Regions from separate parts of the Homo sapiens genome. Here region 2 is linked to region 1. Evidence: chromatin loops called from intact Hi-C (ENCODE). Cell type or tissue: Caco-2. All regions are shown on one strand. Links, peaks and the distances in the headings refer to the core of each region. The heading gives the core; the rest is flanking DNA.

What was found. Peaks named below come from ENCODE experiments on the same cell type or tissue, not always from the same donor. Only the 100,000 strongest peaks of a DNase experiment are listed, where the experiment ranks them.
Region 2: a loop joins it to region 1, with 8 times the contacts of the local background. A loop is called at or near these places in 1 of 110 quality-filtered maps.

The regions. Positions count from the first base shown.
Region 1 is chr2:126,994,350-126,999,785 of GRCh38, forward strand. No RefSeq gene overlaps it. Among named protein-coding and RNA genes, the nearest start is that of TEX51, 98 kb to the left of the region's middle. In Caco-2, for the core only: no CTCF peak of the experiment used is centred there; DNase peaks (open chromatin) are centred at 1,823, 2,622 and 2,952.
Region 2 is chr2:127,113,113-127,117,829 of GRCh38, forward strand. LOC105373605 (a long non-coding RNA gene) reads left to right here. Exons shown (of 4, transcript XR_923311.4): 2 at 3,151-3,324. Among named protein-coding and RNA genes, the nearest start is that of BIN1, 8.3 kb to the left of the region's middle. In Caco-2, for the core only: no CTCF peak of the experiment used is centred there; a DNase peak (open chromatin) is centred at 2,569; H3K4me3 peaks cover 1,734 bases.

The DNA.
Region 1 (5,436 bases), core at 761-4,760:
AGAGTGGTAAGTTATGAAAATGTGACCAGGCAAAGGCTTGGGCAAAGGGAGTTAATTGGTGGAGAACTGGCTGAGAGGATGAGGGTTAGTCTAGCAAGGTTTGTTTCTGCAGATTTCCCTCAGTCTCAACTTCCTGTCCCCAAAGATAAGAATGATGCTGTCCTTCTGGTGTTGGCAGAACGCCTTTCACAGGGGAACTTTATCTCCTGCTCTTCAGAGACAGAAGGAAGGTCAGAGTGAGCTTGCACCTCCTGTTTTCAAGTGCCTTTAACTCAAAATAGTCACTATACCAGAGTGTCATATTTTTATCTCCTTCAGAGACAAGCCACAGACTAGAAGACATTCGCAGTACATAAATCTAGCATGAGACTTGTACCCAGAATATATAAAGAACTCCTACAAACTGATTAATTTTAAAAACAGTCAATCCCATGGGAAAAAAAATAGCAAAAGACTTATGCTTCATAAAAAAGGATATCTAGATGGCCAATGAGTACATGAAAAGGTGGCCAACATCATTATTCCTAAGAAAAATGAAAATTAAAATCGTCACAACATACCGCCATACCCCCAGTCAAGGTGAAATTAAAGGAACTGACAATACCAAATTTTAGCAAACACATGGTGTAACTGAAACTCTTATATACTGCTGGCAGGAATTTCAATGAAGATAAGCACGTATACCTTATGACCCAGCAATTCCACTTCAGAGTTTGTTCGCTAATGGTAATGTAAAGGACCCTTCAGGCCGGGCGTGGTGGCTCACGCCTGTAATCCCAGCACTTTGGGAGGCCAAGGCGGGCAGATCACCTGAGGTCAGGAGTTTGAGACCAGCACGGCCAACACGGTGAAACCTTATCTCTACTAAAAATTCAAAAATTAGCCAAGCATAGTGGTGGGTGCCTGTAATCCCAGCTACTCTGGAGGCTGAGGCAGGAGAATTGCTTGAACCCGGGAGGCAGAGTCTGCAGTGAGCCGAGATCACGCCACTTCACTCCAACCTGGGCGACATAGTGAGACTCTGTCTCAAGAAAAAAAAAAAAAGGCCCTTCATAGAGATTTTATTCATAAATGGGAGACAAGCCAATTATCCACTGGGACAGAGCAGAAACCCCTCTTAGGGGCCTTCCAGGCCCCCAAAGCATGGAAATAACAAAAAACTCTTCAGTCCCTTCCAGGGAAATTCCAGGTACCTATCTAGGCTTGAGAAGTGAATGAACAACCTGAGAAGCAAGCAGGTAATCACAGCTTAAACGGTATCTACTCAAGTGAGCTAGAGTTACAAGGTGTTTGGTTCCCTATAGAAACTAAAGATAACATCTTGACATGTGTCTCTGAGTTGCTTTTTCAGAAACCCAGACCCCCACCAGATGGAAAATGCCAACCACTGTCAGGCAAGTGGGAATGGGGGACTGAACTCCAACTGTTACCAGGAAGTGCAGGAATCCTCAGTTCTTTGTCTCACTCGGAGGAAGCACTCTGCCAAGTGACTGATTTACTGAAGGACACTAGAGAGCAGACAGTTATTTAAGGGGAAGTACACTGCAAAGATCAGGCAGAGTGGGCTGCTAAAGGGAGTGAGCCAGCAGCAGCTTGAGAGTTCTGCACTGGGTTTTTATGATGTTGGAGTCTTTTCTGAAGTTCCTGCCTCTGTCTTAAGTCTCTGCTGTTTTTCTTTGCCTAGTTTTCCTACTTCTGCCTTAAGTCTCCATCCTTTGCCTGCCTAGTTCTCACCCCAGGCTTGTGGGACCCTCCCTTACTATTAGTTGGTGCACATGCATGTGTCCCAGTGTTGGGTACGAATCCTATTTGACGGCTGCATCGCTCATTACTGCCACCCCAGGAAGGCTGTATAGTACTCAGATCTATACTTACTGTATCTATGTTATCTCTTAGGAATTTCCTTCTCTGCCCTCTTCCCCTTATCAGCATGCATCTAGCTACATTCGGACACATTAACTGCAGAGTGAATGATTAGTGGGCATCTTAATGGGCATGCCTTCCTGTATAGGTATTCCCCCTCCTCTCTACTTGTATCTATCATGCCTGTTTCAGGTGGTCCCTGAGGGGTGAGATTTTCCAGACCTCCCTTTTTTCAGGAGCTCTCCTCTCCTGTTCATGTCTGGCTATCTGCCTGCTCTAACATGACCACCAGTCTTTGTTCTAAATTTCTTCCAGAGGAGCCTGGAAAGAATCATTCTCATAGACCAAACTTTAACATTTCTTTCTGCTGACCTCAAGTTTTAGATAAAGCCTCACTTCCTTAACCAATTGCAAATTAAAGAATCTCTGAATCCACCTATGACCTGCAAGCCTCCGCTTCAAGATAGCTTGCCTTTTGGGGCCAAACAAATGTATGGCCTCCATGTGTTGACTTATGACTTTGCCTGTAACCTCTCTCTCCCTGCCTTTAAAAACCCTTACATGTAAGCCTTCTGGAAGCTCAGGTCTTAAGCGTTAGCTACCCAACTCTCTTTGCTTGTCACCCTAAAGTAAATACCTTTCTTTCTCTCACTGCAAATCTCAGTGTCAATGTTTGGCTTGCTGCACCAGGCAAGTGGACCCAAGTTCAGTTTAACTGCAGAGTGAATGATTACACCATCAACAGTAGATGGGGCCAGGTGCAGTGGCTCACGCCTGTAATTTCAGCAATTTGGGAGGCCGAGGACCTCAAGTAGGCAGATCACTTGAGGTCAGGAGTCCAAGACCAGCCTGACCAACATGGCGAAACCCCACCTCTACTAAAAATGCAAAAAAATATTAGCCGGGCTTGGTGGTGCATGTCTGTAATCCCAGCTACTCTGAGGCACAAGAATTGCTTGAACCCGGGAGGCAGAGGTTGCAGTGAGCCAAGATCACGCCACTGTGTGGCAGGCCAGGTGTCACTAACGCAGGCCTCCATAATAACTGTTTCAGTACTGAGTGGTTAAGTTAAATATTAAAAGCCAGTGCTCCAGGAACAGAAAACCAAACATGGCATGTTCTCACTCATAAGTGGGAGTTGAACAGCGGGAACACGTGGACACAGGGAGGGGAACATCACACACTGGGGCCTGTCGCGGGGAGGGAGCCAAGGGGAGGGATAGCATTAGGACAAATACCTAATACATGCGGAGCTTAAAACCTAGATGACAGGTTGATGGGTGCAGCAAACCGCCGTGGCACATGTATACCTATGTAATAAACGTGCACGTTCTACACATGTATCCTACAACTTAAAGTATAATAAATAAATAAAGCCAGTGCTCTTACACAAAGGCTGTGATGTAACAAAAGCCCATCAAGAGTTTGCCTAGGCCTTTCCTGGGCCCTAAAGCATAACAAAATAATAGAGGAATTCTTAATAGAACCCATTTAGGATTAAACAAGTTTTACTGTGGGTCTGAAGAAACTCCCCAGGCCTCCACAAACAAGTTTATTGAGGGTCTGAAGGAACTCCCCAAACCTCTGTGATTTAGCAGGAGACAAGATAAGGGTAATCACCCCAGCACCTGGACCCATTGAGATTAAGTAAATTTACTGAGGCTCCAGAGGAAGGTCTTCAGGACTCAGACCTTAGTTGTGGATTAAAAGAAGTTAATCACTTATGTCTTTAGGTGAATGCACACTTACACATAGACATATAACTTAAAAGGTATATATAAGCTCTGGAAAACTATAATTTTGAGTTGGTCTGGCGATAATTTCCAAGTCTTCTCCCTGTAACTGGTTGCAGAAATATAAATTCTCTTCCTCCCCAGTTTATCTGCACCTTGTTATTGGGCCACAAGAAATAGCAGCCTGACCCTCAGTTTGATCCAGGAACAATTGCACTCCAGCCTGGGCAACAGAGCAAATCTCTATCTCAAAAAAAAAGAAAAAAGAAAGAAACGGTAGATGGGATATATAATTTATGGCATATTCATACAATGGAATAACATAGCAATGAACAAAAATGAACTACACGCATGCAATAATATGGATAAATTGCTCAGTTATAATGATGAGCAAAAACAAACACAAAATAACATACACAGTAAATTCCATTCATATGAAATTTAAGAGGAGGCAAACTAATCCTCCTACATATATCAAATACATTTTGGGAATAATTAGGGAAATGTGGGTAAGTACTGGATGTTTGACAATATTAGACATTTGTTCATTTTCTTAGGTGTGACAATGGTATTGTTATCACTCATATTGTTATCACTCATATGAAATGATTAAGAGCAACATGTCATGATAGCTGCAACTACTTTTAAACTCTTGTAAGTGTGTGTGTGTGTGTGTGTGTGTGTGTGTACTTTTCTGTTTTGGAAAAAAATGAGAATGAACTACATTCTCATAAAGTGCAAGGTAAACACTTTATTTTCAAACATATTTATGCACTTCTCATAAAGTGCAAGGTAAATACTTTATTTTCAAACATATTTTTAACCAGAGCATAGAGGAAAAGATTGATATGTTTGCCTATATTAAGATTCAGAATTTGTTTCATCAAAAAAGATCACTAAGAGTGAGCAAGGATAAGCCACAGAACAGGAGAAGACATCTGTTTCCTTTATAATAATTCATTAGGTTGTGTATTTAGATCTTTCATACACTTCCCTATATGTGTTTATATTCCACAATAGCAAATAAAAAGGTTAAAAAAGAAATTGGGCTATAAAGGACCAGCTGGATCTTACTTAGCCAGGAATGGTTCTAAGGGATGTTTTTATCATGCTTGTTAAATAGGTCATTTAGCTGCAAGGAATTTAACATTGTTGCCTGCAGAAACCATTAAAAAACAAACAAACAAACAAACAATAAAACTAACAAGCAATATTCTCCAAAGTGCTGGGGAAGAAGAGCCCAAGGCTGAGAAGAGGTGGGGGCAGCAGCTGGGGAGCCCCTCCTGGAAAATATGAAACATCATGAAGCCAATTAATTTTCCCTGATTGGCATGAAAATTAATTTGCCTAGAATTATTCATGCTGGAGGGTTCTAATTATTCATATCCATCAAGAGGCAAATTGAGTTTTACACAGAGCGAACAAGAGGGACGCCAGAGGGAAGTGATGGGGTGTGGTGGGTAGGCCTGGGTTGGCAGGCAACCTGGGATCCAGGTAGTCCTGAGACACAGGAATTCTGGAATACAGCTTGGGCAGGGGTGTCTCGGGGCCTGTTGCCTCCTATCTGAAGTGGTTCTCCTCTGGGGAGAGTCACTGAGCCACAGGAGAAGCAGCACAGACATGTGCTACTGTGTGCAAGCTGCATCACAGGATGCACCTGATGCCAGGAATGAGCAATGCCCAATGCTGGGAACCCAGAGACGCTGTCAGCTGGGGCTGGTGCCCATGCTGGGGAGAGTCACATAACAAAATAAGAGGATGTGCTCAGTGAGCATCCTTGCCTGCGATGGGTGTTCAGGACATGTTTGATGATTCACTGCTGCATTATTAATCCTTTGGC
Region 2 (4,717 bases), core at 718-4,717, 120 kb after region 1:
ATATTTTGGAAAGGGCAGATAGACCTGGGTTCAGAAATCAGCTCCTCGGCTCGGTGCAGTGGCTCATGCCTGTAATCCCAGCATTTTGGGAGGCTGAGGCAGGCAGATTGCTTGAGCTCATGAGTTCAAGACCAGTCTGGGCAACATGGTGAAATCCTGTCTCTACCAAAAAATTTAAAAAATTAGCTGAGCGTGGTGGTGTGCTCCTGTAGTCCCAGCTATTTGGGAGGCTGAGATGTGAGGATTACTTGAGCCCAAGAAGCTGCAGTGAGCCAAGATTGCACCACTGCACTCCAGCATGGGTGTCAGAGCCAGACCCTGTCTCGCAAAAAAAAGAAAAAAAGAAAAGAAAAGTAATCAGCTACTCCATTTACCACTTTTCCATCCTTGGATATGTTATTCAAGCTGTTCAAGCCTCATCTATAATGTGGGGGTAAATTAACCTCTAGGTTATTGTGGAAATAGTGAACACTATATTTACAGCCCCTGGAATATCAGAAGTGACTCTGTAGATGGTGGCTATCTATAGTGGGTAGCAGATGCTATAACTGTGGTGTGCCCTGCCCATTGTCCTGCTTTCCTTTGGAGCTCCTTCTTCGGTGGGTGTGCTTTGATGAGCCCTGTCTCTTACACTGTGATGTGCACATAGCCCAGGCTTGAGGATGAGCACATGAAGTTTGGGCTCTCTTGGGAAAAGCCCAAGAAGAGCTTTCCTAGGATGCTCTATACTTGTAGGACCCATAAGTTCCCTTTTCTTCTAGACTAGCAGAGTTGGGAGGATGTGAGTCTAGAGCTACCAGATGCCAGCTTGCCCACTACATGAAAGACCTGCCTAGAAGTTGAGGTCAAGACGAGTGAAGAGACGGAGAAACAGGGACAGAGAGAAATGGAATTAATGACATTTCTTAAGAACCTGGTCCCAGTGATGCCCAAATCCTGGCCACTCCCACCACGTACTATCAGCCATAGGAACCAATACATTTTTTTCTTGCTAAAGCCAATTTGAGGCCACTTGCAAGAAGTGTTATGACTAATATACCATTATCTTTTTGTTGTTGTTGTTTGGTTTGGTTTGGTTTTTTTGAGATGGAGTCTTACTCTGTCACCCAGGCTGCAGTGCAGTGGTGCTAACCCAGCTCACTGCAACCTCTGCCTCCCAAGTTCAACTGATTCTCCCACCTCAGCCTCCCAAGCAGCTGGGATTACAGGCTCCCACCGCCATGCCTGGCTAATTTTTGTATTTTAAGTAAAGATGGGGTTTCACCATGTTGACCAGGTTGTTCTCAAACTCCCGACCACAGATGATCTGCTCGCCTTGGCCTCCCAGAGTACTGGGATTATAGGCGTGAGCCGCCGCACCCAGCCAATATACCATTATCTTAATAAAGACCTTCAGAGAGCCAACTCTAATGCATTTGTTATGCTATAGGTATCATCAAGCTAGTCTCTCCTGAGTGCCTGCACCTGACCCATCAGTATTAATATGGAGTGTCCAAACTAGGACAATTTTGAGTGAAAGGGGAAAAAAATAATTACACCTAGGTAGCAGGTGTAAGCCAGAACTGTCCTGGGCAAATGGACGTATGAGTAGGTGGTTGAAGGGGTAGGAGTTCAGAATGAAGGTTGGCAAAGAGGCTAAGGACATTGTACACTGTGCTGGGGTTGGCACCAAACACTGAGGCTTGTGCAGACTCCCCAGCCTGTCCAGCTTTCCTTGAGGCGATCCTTGCAGAGACAAAAAGACAACTCCCCACAGAACCATCTGGAAGGCCCTGTCCCTGGGCTTCTAAGGGGCCCAGATGTTTAGATCCAATTTCAGCAGACCGTGTAGGAGAGACCTGTGGAGTGAGCCAGTGAGTGGATCCCCCAACTAATTCCAGGATATTAGCAAGGCCTCCAGGAATGAGTTACTTCCTTTTGCCACCAGCAAGTGAAGTCTCCAAAAGCAAAACCTTTTTCAAGATGATCAGCTTAGCCAGGCACGGTGGCTTACACCTGTAATCCCCAGCATTCTGGGAGGCTGAGGAGGGTGGATCACCTGACATCAGGAGTTCAAGACCAGCCTGGCCAACATGGTGAAACCTGGTCTCTACTAAAAATACAAAAATTAGCTGGGTGTGGTGGTGTGCACCTGTAATCCTAGCTACTTGGGTGGCTGAGGCAGGAGAATCGCTTAAACCCCGAAGGCAGAGGTTGTAGTGAGCTGAGATCGCACCACTACATTCCAGCCTGGGAGACAGAGCAAGACTCCATCTCAGAAAAAAAAAAAAGAAAAAAGGAAAAAATCAGCTTGCTTGTGTTTGTCCTGCATGTCTTTAAACCTTGACCCCTGCGTGGTCTATGCTGTGGCTAAAAAGTAGTAGACTGAGATGCTGACGACGACACACAGGCTTTAGGCCAAAGGCCCTGGCTCCATCGGTATGAGTACTGTGGCCCTGGGCCAGTCACTGCCTGCTTCCTTTAAGTGGGGCCTTCATACTCACCAGGAAAGGCTGCCGATGAGGATTAGGGGTACCAGGCAGTCCCTGGTAGGGCTGATTGAGCTTGGTAAAGCATAGTTGCTATTATGACATAGCGGCTGTTAGTCCCTTAGTTAATCTAGTATGTGCCCGCATTGCTGGTGAGACACAGGGGGCAGACCTCTGTTGGCTCTCCAGGTGGTCAAATAAAGGTGCAGAAAAGCAAACAGCCCTTTGCCCAGCACTCCTTCTTTAATAAATCACTGCTTAGTTCCTGTAGAAGATTCCAGACTTTGGAAATACTCACTGGAAATTTACCCTAATTATCTATTTAAAAATGGCTTTCTAAACAGAGTGCTGAGATAAGATGGCCCATCTCCGTGTTTAAGCATTTCTAAAGTCTCGTTTGTTTATCAACACGCCCACAAGCTATGAAGCTACTAAGGTGACTGACCGGTTCCTTGAAACTGGGCTTCATTTACAAGTTACTAGGTGCACTTTAGGAGGGCAATTTCAGGTGTTTAACCAAAACCTGACAAACATATGCATCTGAGATTCTGTCCTTAGAATATAGTCACTAGCGCAGTCATGTCCTCACAATGAGTGAAATAGTGAAAAGTTGGACACAATCTAAATGTCCAGGCGTGGATTGTTAAATTTGCTTATTTTAAAATTTGGTTTATCCATACAGTTGATCTTTGAACAACATGAGTTTGACCTGCATGGATCCACATATACGTGAATTTCCTTCCGCCTCTACCACTCCTGAGACAGCGAGACAAACCTCTCCTCTTCCTCTTCCTCTTCCTCCTCAGCCTACTCAGTGTGAAGACCTTTATGATGATCCATGTCCACTGAATGAATAGTAAGTATATGTTCTGTTCCTTACAATTTTCTTATAACATTCTCTTTCCTCTAGCTGACTCTAGTGTAAGAATACAGTATATAATACATATACAGAATGTGTATTAATCAACTGTTTATGTTATCAGCAAGGCTTCTGATGAACAGTAGGCTATTAATAGTTAAGTTTTGTGGGGGCCAAAAGTCATGCACAGATTTTCGGCTGTGTGAGGGGTCAGTGCCCCCAATCGCCGCACTGACCAAAGGTCAATTGTATTTTGAATATTAAGCTACCGTTAAAAATTGATAAATGAGACTTCAAATTTTTTTTTCTTTTTCTTTTTTTTTTTTTTGAGACGGAGTCTCGCTCTGTCACCCAGGCTGGAGTGCAGTGGCGCGATCTTGGCTCACTGCAAGCTCCGCCTCCCAGGTTCACGCCATTTTCCTGCCTCAGCCTCCCGAGTAGCTGGGACTACAGGCGCCCGCCACCACGCCCAGCTAATTTTTTGTATTTTTAGTAGAGATGGGGTTTTTTAGTAGAGACGGGGTTTCACTGTGTTAGCCAGGATGGTCTCGATCTCCTGACCTCGTGATCCGCCCGCCTCGCCCTCTCAAAGTGCTGGGATTACATGCGTGAGCCACCGCGCCCGGCCGAGACTTCAAAATTTTTAAAGCCTGCTCTTCCAAAGACACCACTAAGAAAATGAAGAGGTAATCCACTCAGATAAAACTTTTCATGGTACAGATATCTAATGAAGGACTTGTATCCAAGAACAAATTAAGAATTGTCATAACTCAATAAGGAAAGCAATCTTTTTTTTTTAAGGCAAATGATTTGAAAAGACCCTTCACTACAGCAGATATACAAATGGCAGTAAGCATGGGAGAAAATGAGTCTTCATGAGTCTTTAGGGAAATACAAATTGAAACCACAATGAGTTAACGCCATACACTCACAAAAATGGTTATATTTAAAAGGCGACAACACCCAACGCTGGTGGGAGTGGGAGCAAATGGAGCTCTCCCCAAAGCCACTGTCCCTTATAGCAGGGTCCTCCTTCAGTCATGATGAATTTCTGCTTTTCTTTTTTCCTCCTGCACCATCTCCTACCCCAGTTCATTGTACATATCTGAAATCTGATCATGGGCCCAGCTGCTGTTGTATCCCATGAGAGTCCCTGTGACCACAAATAAATACCTGGATGGAGAGGGGCTCCCCAACTCCAGAGCCAACATGGCCACCTCAGCCTTGCCCAGACAGCCCCCCAACACCCTACGGGGCTTTGCATGTATCCTTCCTAAAGACATGGGCATACATATCTGACTTCCCCAACTCTCCTCCCCGATTTCCTCACCAGGCAACTTGGCAACCTGCCTCACCTTTACAGACACGCGCAGTTGTCACCTCCTCCAGG